Regions from separate parts of the Homo sapiens genome. Here all the other regions are linked to region 3. Evidence: chromatin contacts called from ENCODE Hi-C or POLR2A ChIA-PET data. All regions are on one chromosome and are shown on one strand. The core of a region is the stretch at or near the end of the contact, and the rest is flanking DNA. Distances in the headings are between cores, read along the strand shown. Region 1 overlaps NAV3 (neuron navigator 3). Region 2 overlaps SYT1 (synaptotagmin 1). Region 3 has its middle 98 kb from the start of LINC02424.

Region 1 (2,700 bases), core at 125-2,624, 460 kb before region 3:
TTAGATACTCAGTGAGCATTAGCTATTCCTTCTTGTTCAGTAACTTTCTTGTGATTAATATCCAAGCAAACTTACTATATAACTACCTACAATAAAAACAAATGCCTTACACATTGAAAAGAACAGCTTAATAACTGAAATAGCTGAGGAATATGCTGAGAACATAAAGTTAAGTGTTATTGTTTCCTTTACTTTTCACATAATTGTTACAGTACTTTTAAGGCAAAGTTTTATTCATCAGGGATGGGGTGAGTATGACTTTTTTAGTTAAGATTTATTTTAATTATTGTATATTATTACAATTTTGGAGGGACATGTTCATTGAAAAGGGAAACAAGATTTTTCTGAAGATCTGCAACATTGTGCTTAGCTATTTATTTGTCACATCTATCACCATTTTCTGCTAAATAGATTTTAGAACATCATATGTTGTAAATTTCTGACTTTCAGCACCTCCTGCTTCTTACCTTTTTGTAATGTACAATAATGATGTAATTTTTCTTATACTATTTCAGGCTTCCAGGGCCCTCTAGGGTGCCTGCTGCAGGAAGCAGCAGCAAGGTCCAGGGAGCCTCTAATTTAAATAGGAGAAGTCAGAGCTTTAACAGCATTGACAAAAACAAGCCTCCAAATTATGCAAATGGAAACGAAAAAGGTAAGTGTTTGTTACATCATTATGACACAAGTCCAACATGAGTCTTGTGAATTGCATGCTAAATCTAATATTTGAGCAGCGTAACAACTTTGGGCCTAGAGATGTTATCAGTGGAGTTTCTTTATGTTTCCTAACTGTCCCCTCCTGACTGCCAGCTTTCTTATCTGAAGAACATTTTAAACAAATAAACTCATTCATTTTAAAGTAGTTAGTTATATATGCAAGTACAAATACTGTTTCTCAAAAACAGGTCCTTCCAAATGCATGTAAATCACATTTTCTTATGTCTTTTTATGTTTTTGAAAATGTATCCTGAAATCATAAAGCCATATTGAATTTATCTGAATCCTTAACTTCAGTTAAGGTAAGAGCCATAAGTGTTTTTGACAATTAAGGTTGGAGCATCAAAATTTGAAACATAATTACAGTAGGTTTTTATCTTTGCAAGCAGCAGATCCCAGAGATATTATGACCTCAGTTTTCCCCAAAAGACAAATTATTCATATTTGTTTTGTTTTCTTGAATTAGTGCATAATATAAATATCAAATCACAAAATCAAGGACATTAAATGAAAGTGTCTGTTAAAGGCATATTATAAATGAATCATAAGCCACACAGTTCTCTGTGATGTACGAAGTGGGCATTTAAAGAGGTGCTGATTTGATGCTTGTCACTGAGTAGCAGAGAGGACGGGGATGAGTATGTGTAGTTTACACCTCAATCATGAGGAAGTGAAGAACTTGTGCTGTTATAAGTAGTATGGCTGTGTGAGGAACTAGGGTGTTCTGCTGGATTTTGAGGAAGTATTTTCAAATCAATAGAACTTCAAACTTTTCTTCAGAGTGTTGGGCTCTACATGGAAAAACACATGAAATTAAAAAGTGGCACAAATGTTTAGTTAGTAGAACATCTGGCTAATTGGGATCAAATAATTCAACCATGTGGGAACGTTTTTGCTCAAAATAGATAATTGTGAATTGTTTCATATAGGCAAATGATTAGACAACTTCCTCTTCCTCAAATGTGAACGGACAGATGTGATCTAGAAGCAAGACACTCTTTTGTGTAAATATTCCCTTTGGCCTAAAGCAAAAGTGGACAGACTTTAAACACCTGAGAGCAGAGCAGTGTGTGTTAAGATTGCAATATCTTAAGCTCTTGAGTTAAATGGAAAATGAAAAACAAAAGTGTATATTTGGAAGTTAGGAATGTTTTCTTTAAAATATAAAATAAAATTTTAGATTTAAGATCACAAGAAATATTACTGAAGACTTATACTCTTCCTGGGGCTAAGGGAGGTGACAGTCGCTCATCAGAAAAAAAAAAATGCCCTCATTTCCTAACTTTTCTAAAAAATATTATACAAGTTCAGGCTAATACTTCCTGTATATGTGGGAAATTTCTAGGGGAAGCTAACAGGCTTAGAAATAAAGATGTGTTAAATAGACTACCAAAGTGTCCAATTAAGCAACACGATACCACCGTTATTGATATTCTAGCAAGAAATTACTAGCAATGTTTGTAAATAGACTTAGAAATGCATTTGATGAATTAACACTTTTATATCTTAATTTATCTGAATTTTTCTGTAATGTGAAAATGTTTTATTTAACTTATTTCTGGCATCTATTAGTAAAATTCTGATGATATACAAGCATTAATATTTTTCCATGGCCACTCAATTCATACATACCTTCCCTATCTATGCTTAGAAGGCAGTGCAAAATTAGATAGTAGCAATATTGATTATAACCACAAGGTGGAGACAGATGTCGTGTAATATGCAGTCTGCTCATATAAAGCACATTTTCTTAGACAAGAGTTTTCATACGATATAATAAAGACATCTGGAATTTGTCTTGTATGCAATATGAAATTTGCTATTAAACGTGGAGTTAAAACTTTATGTCAATAGATCCAATAACAATGTTCATAAATTAATCATTATGTCATGCTGTATTTCCAAAATACTATCTTAAATTATAAGAGCAAACGAGGTAATAATATATTACACTTAAAACATTTTTTTTTTTTTTTTTTTTTT
Region 2 (2,700 bases), core at 173-2,672, 430 kb after region 3:
ACATCCAACTTTGATATTTTTAAGGATCATTGAGAATAAAATATTCTTGCTAGAATAGACTGAATAGGGCCAAGGGTGGAAACAAGAAGGGAATTTGGACTTTGTTGGCCTATGATGGAAGCAAAATACATATCTATTTTATGTATTTCCTAGATTTTGTGACCTCTAAGTACATTAAGATAGCAGTGGAAAGCTCAGAAATACATTCCTATCCATTTTTTATAAGAAATGGAGTTTAACTTCCCTCATACTTGGTAGGGCTTATCATAACACTAATTTTTTTAACATGTTATATGTACTTCCTCAGCCACTTTGCCAGCTAATTTATTATCCTGGGGCAAGTAAATAAAAGTTGGGCTAACTTCAAGGCATCTAGGAAAATAGCAGAAAAATATCTTTTTATTTTTTTCTATGATTGAAAGACTAATGCATTCACAAACGTCAGAGAATGAGAAGCATTAAGGGTTCATGAATATAGAGTGAGTGCAATTGGTTCTAAAAGCTATCCTCCTCAAAATTCCTGGATTGGTATTGCTTTTCAAGTAAGTTATTTTGAGACAAAATGGTTTTGCTTTTCAATATTTACATTTAATTTCATTTTAAACAAAAACAGATTGATACCAACATTCACAGGGATACCTACTGTGCTGAAGGCTGATTTTGACAGTTGTAAGATAATACATGCAATTCTTTGAAATTAATCATCACCTAAATGTTGCTTATTATAGACAAATACATAGCAACAAATTTAGAATTAAAAGATGTTTGTAACCATATGCCTGTGATGATCTATATTTTAATCAGTACATACTCCTGATGTTTTTAATACACAGTCAGCAAGTATTTACCTATTGCCTGCTCTGAGATGAGCATTCAGCCACATTTGAATAATGTTTTGAAAGGTTTGGGTTGTTTTCAGGGAGAATATAAAGTAAACAGCCAAGAAAGACCCACAAAATGCTTTTGGAGAAAAGTGTATGATAGTGCGTTATTTATTGCTCAAATAAAGACAATGGATATTTAAATAAAAGCCATGGGAAATAAGCTGATACAAGCTATATGGGGTTAAGTCATTCAACACATTTTCATGATCTATATTTAGGCATGAGATTAAACTGGAAGCCCCACCAGTCAGTGTAGGATAGAGTGCCAGTTTATGTATGAAGTTTTAGAAGGAATATTTTTCTTTGAGATTAAGGAAATAATGGTATCCCATGATACTTGCACTTTCTACCTTTTACAGTAGTCCTCCTTACCCACGATTTCACTTTCTGTGGTTTCAGTTACCCATGGCCAACCATGGTCTGAAAATATTAAATGGAAAAATTCCAGAAATAAACTATTTGTATGTTTTAAAATGCATGTTGTTTTGAGTAGCATGATGAAATCTCACGCCATCCTACTCCATCCTGCCCAGGACATGAGTCATCTCTTTGTCCAGTATCTCGATGCTGTGTTATCCACCCGTTAGTCACTTAGTAGTCCTGGCAGTTGTCACACTGACTATCGGTATTACAGTGATTGTGTTCAAGTAACCCTTATTTTACTTAATAATGGCCCAAATGCACATGAGTGTGGATGCTGGCAATTCGGATATGCCAAAGAGAAGCCATAAAGTGCTTCTTCTAAGTGACAAGGTGAAAGTTCTTGACTTAGTAAGGAAAGAAGAAAGAATCATATGCTGAGATCATTAACAGCGATAGTAAGAATAAATCTATTCATGAAACTGTGAAGAAGGAAAGAGAAATCCATGCATGGTACACATAATTATTGGTACTAGGCATAGTTTCAGGAATACAGTAGGGGAGCTGGAACATATCCCCTACGGATAAGGGAGGATTTCTGTAACGTAATTGCTTTTGTATATTATCTTCCCTATTAGGACAAGAGCTCCTCATAAGTAAAGAGGATATCTCAATCATCTTTATATCCAAAATTATATATCATAAAGTTACTATTCAGTAAATATTTATTGATTGAAGTAGGTGATGACATACTAAAATATAATTTCAATATCTAGCCCTTTCTTTAGAAGAAATTGATTATTCATACTTGTTTTAAAAACCTGATTGTATTTCTCAAGTATAATATTGTTAACTTATTGAAGACAGGTTTACACTGTTAAGATTTAAATAATTAAAACCAACTAACTGAATTTTATTTCTAAAGAGGACTGCTCAAATTTTGTGCCCAAAAAACTATGATAGACAATTTAAAGTAAGAGATTTTCAAGTTATAATTAGTAGTGGAACTCATTACATGAGAAAATTAAGATGTGTCATTGGTAATAGTAATAAGGAATATAATTTTGTAGAATCACAGATATTATAATATTTTTAAATCCTTTCTTAAGAAATTGATAGTTTTTTTCAAAATCTATGATTTTGGAGGATGAGGTATTGTAGGTATTGGCTTTGTTTGTAGAAGATTACACATATAATTGTATAAAGTTAGTGTAAATGGATTGCTCATATTTCAATTCTTAGACCTCATCTTCATTTCCTCTCCTGGAAATCCTTGTGTACAATTACCCTGGTAAATGGATGGACCCATTTCAATATTTTATATTTAATTTCATTTTAAATAAAAATAGATTGACATCAACATCCCCAATGATACCACTCTGCTGAAGGATGATTTTGAAAGTTGTAAGACATTTTATGCAATCATTTAAAATTAATCATCACCTAAATGTTCCTT
Region 3 (2,700 bases), core at 89-2,588:
GTTTCCGTCAACTAGAAGGTAAGCTTCTCAATTGTAGGAATTGTCTGTTTTGTTTGTTGCTGTATCCACAGCACAATAAATATCAGTTGAATTAATGAATATACATTCTGCCAGTCTCTCTATAGGTTTGCAGACACCAACTATCCCTTCAAACTAGGCATTAGGATATTGTCTGTCTTTCCTAATGGAGAAGGTTAATAATCCTAGGGCTCCCTCAGAGGAAAAGGTGGCAGAACAATAGGCTCACTTTTGCACCTGGAGGGTAATCCAATTAAAAAACCCACCATATTCTAGAATAGAATATAGTTTAATAAAACATTTTGAAAATAAAAGCTTCCTGGTCAGCATTACTTTTATCAGCTGATATGTCTCTATAATGTAGCTCTTCTTTTCAGCTTTGAAATTGTAAAATACTCTTCCCTGGCTACAAGTCTGAGAAAAATAGTATCTAATTGCTATTTCTCTTTAGAGTGATCAAGCTACAGGGAAATTCACTTGTTAGCATTCTACTTTTACATTACTCTATAACTAGAAATATTTTTAATTTACAGGGCTATTTTACAAATGTCTTTCTCTCATTAGATATATTAATATATATGTATATTCATTTGGTATATGTGCGTGCGTGTCTGTGTGTTTTTGGTGAATTTGTGATTTAAAACTTTAGTGTTTGTTTCAGTGCCTGGGAGAATGTTTTAATTGTTTTCCTCCTAAAAGGATGCAAACTGTGTTCAGAGAGGTGGTGCCTCACTTATTCTACAAGATGCAGTGTTCAGGGTCTACTAACCATCATAGAATAGGATTTCTGATCAACCCGGAGAGTGATTACTTCACAACAGGTGGGATATATTTTAAGGCCTCTTTGCTTCTTTTTTGGAGTTGAAGAAGAGTGGGTAAAAAAAGATGGCCCCTTAGATGTTATCTGAACAAGCTCAATCTAAAAGATTTCTCCATTTTATCATTTTATTTCCTTAAAACATCGGCTGGACACAAAGGGAACTTCATTTGGTGCAAATTGCCTAGAGAAGATGTTAATTGAGGACAGTGGTATTGTGTAGCAGTTCACTGGCTCTATCAGAGGTTCAAATTTGTTGATTTACTTGGAAAATTAGAAATGGGAAGGTTGGTTTTTGGATAAGCACTTTTCAGGATTTGCGTTGAGCACTGAAAATGGAAGCAAGGAAGTCAAAGAATAAGTAGAGGACAAAAGATATAGACATATCTCAGGAAAACTATCTGGTTACAAGTGACTTGCTAATTTTCTGAGTACTATCTTTGTGTTCTTCCTGAAGTCTATTATCAAGTAAACAAAATGGGAACTGACTCATTCTGGTGTTTCATAAAGCTTAAGAACAAATCTCTCTCTTCCCTTCTCTCTCACTTCCTCCTGTTATAGACCACAGGCTTTTGGTCACACTCCTTCTCTTTCTCTTTTGTAAGCTAACAAGAAAATTGACTTTATTTCAAGATGTAGAGTCAAGTGGAGTAACAGCACTCTCTGAGATAAGCATTAGGTGTTCTTTCAGGCTGTTTCACAGTACATCTCATTTTCTTGAAAAGTCAGGTTAAATTAGCTAAATAACAATAAGGGGAATGCCCTCAGTTTGAAAGTCAATTGTAGTGATCCTGAAGCATTTTTACAAGGGTAATGAATTAGGAGAGATGTTGGATTTACTCCCTAAAACATCACATTGTTTTTACAAAATAGACTTTGTAAAAGTCTGGTGTGCTGGGCTAACAAATACGCCTTCTTGTGAGTTTCTATATGAGCAATATGAGATGACCATATTCAGGGGTTATGTGGAGGGAGGGAGTTAGAAAGGCTTGGGAGAGGGCAATCCTTTCCTATGGTGCCTGAAAATAAACACGATTCTTTGTTTTTGAGTAAGGACTGGCAGAGCTGTTTTGTGGAGTTCAGATAGTAGACTTTTTAGGCTTTACTGGTCTTATTGTTAGAGGTGGTGAGTATCCGAGCTACTAGCAGCGAATCCGTAGGGGTCTGCAGCAACCTCAATTCTTGTCTCCTCAGAAGAAAGAATTTGACTGTGGGGCATAAGGCAGAAAAAGAGATGGAGCCAAGTTTTAGAGTAGGAGTGAAAGTTTATTAAAAAGCTTTAGAGCAGGAATGAAAAGAAAAGTAGAGTACACCTGGAAGAGGGCCAAGAAGGCATCTTGGAGTACAAGTGTGGGGTTTGACCTTTGACTTGGGGTTTTATATGCTGGCATACTTCCAGAATCTCGCATCCCATTTCCCTTGATTATTCCCTTAGTGTGAGCTGCTCGCATGTGTGGTGGCCAGCTAGCACTTGGGAAGTGAGCATGTGCAGTGTGTTTACTGGAGTTGTATGGATGCTCACCTGAGCCATTCTCCCCTTTTCCAGTGGAATGCCCCCAGAAGCTCATATACCAGTTAAACTTTGCCATTTTGCTTCTTAATGGCATGCTCGAGCCCACTTGCCCAATTCCTGAGATCTTACTGGTGAGAGAAAGGACTAGCTGGATTTCCTAGGCCAACTAAGAATCCCTAAGCCTAGCTGGGAAGGTGACCACATCCACCTTTAAACATGGGGCTTGCAACTTAGCTCACACCCGACCAATCAGGTAGGAAAGAGAGCTCACTAAAATGCTAATTAGGCAAAAACTGGAGGTAAAGGAATAGCCAATCACCTGTTGCCTGAGAGCACAGCGGGAGGGACAATT

The links. Hi-C counts contacts between places; a loop is a spot of excess contacts on that map. ChIA-PET counts read pairs that join two places held with the same protein, here RNA polymerase II (POLR2A). Pooled maps may share reads with other maps.
Region 1: a loop to region 3 is called in a pooled map, with 10 times the contacts of the local background. The contact joins two enhancer-like sites. A Hi-C loop is called at or near these places in 6 of 37 single-sample maps with no recorded cell type and 5 of 50 pooled maps. POLR2A ChIA-PET finds 5 or more read pairs at or near these places in 1 of 52 experiments (OCI-LY7).
Region 2: a pooled map shows a loop between it and region 3 (3-fold over the local background). The contact joins two enhancer-like sites. A Hi-C loop is called at or near these places in 1 of 37 single-sample maps with no recorded cell type and 1 of 50 pooled maps. POLR2A ChIA-PET finds 5 or more read pairs at or near these places in 1 of 52 experiments (activated T-cell).

What each region holds. Positions count from the first base shown.
Region 1 is chr12:77,997,822-78,000,521 of GRCh38, forward strand. NAV3 (neuron navigator 3) reads left to right here. Exons shown (of 40, transcript NM_001024383.2): 7 at 516-655. Among named protein-coding and RNA genes, the nearest start is that of NAV3, 170 kb to the left of the region's middle. Within about 2 kb of position 1,375, at least 3 of the 41 ENCODE cell types and tissues checked have a DNase peak (open chromatin) inside an H3K27ac peak, as active enhancers do; they include OCI-LY7, where a contact is called at or near this core.
Region 2 is chr12:78,885,794-78,888,493 of GRCh38, forward strand. All of the region lies in intron 1 of SYT1 (synaptotagmin 1), which reads left to right. Among named protein-coding and RNA genes, the nearest start is that of SYT1, 22 kb to the left of the region's middle. Within about 2 kb of position 1,423, at least 7 of the 41 ENCODE cell types and tissues checked have a DNase peak (open chromatin) inside an H3K27ac peak, as active enhancers do.
Region 3 is chr12:78,456,798-78,459,497 of GRCh38, forward strand. No RefSeq gene overlaps it. Among named protein-coding and RNA genes, the nearest start is that of LINC02424, 98 kb to the left of the region's middle. RefSeq lists a silencer at 1,379-1,428. Within about 2 kb of position 1,339, at least 2 of the 41 ENCODE cell types and tissues checked have a DNase peak (open chromatin) inside an H3K27ac peak, as active enhancers do; they include OCI-LY7, where a contact is called at or near this core.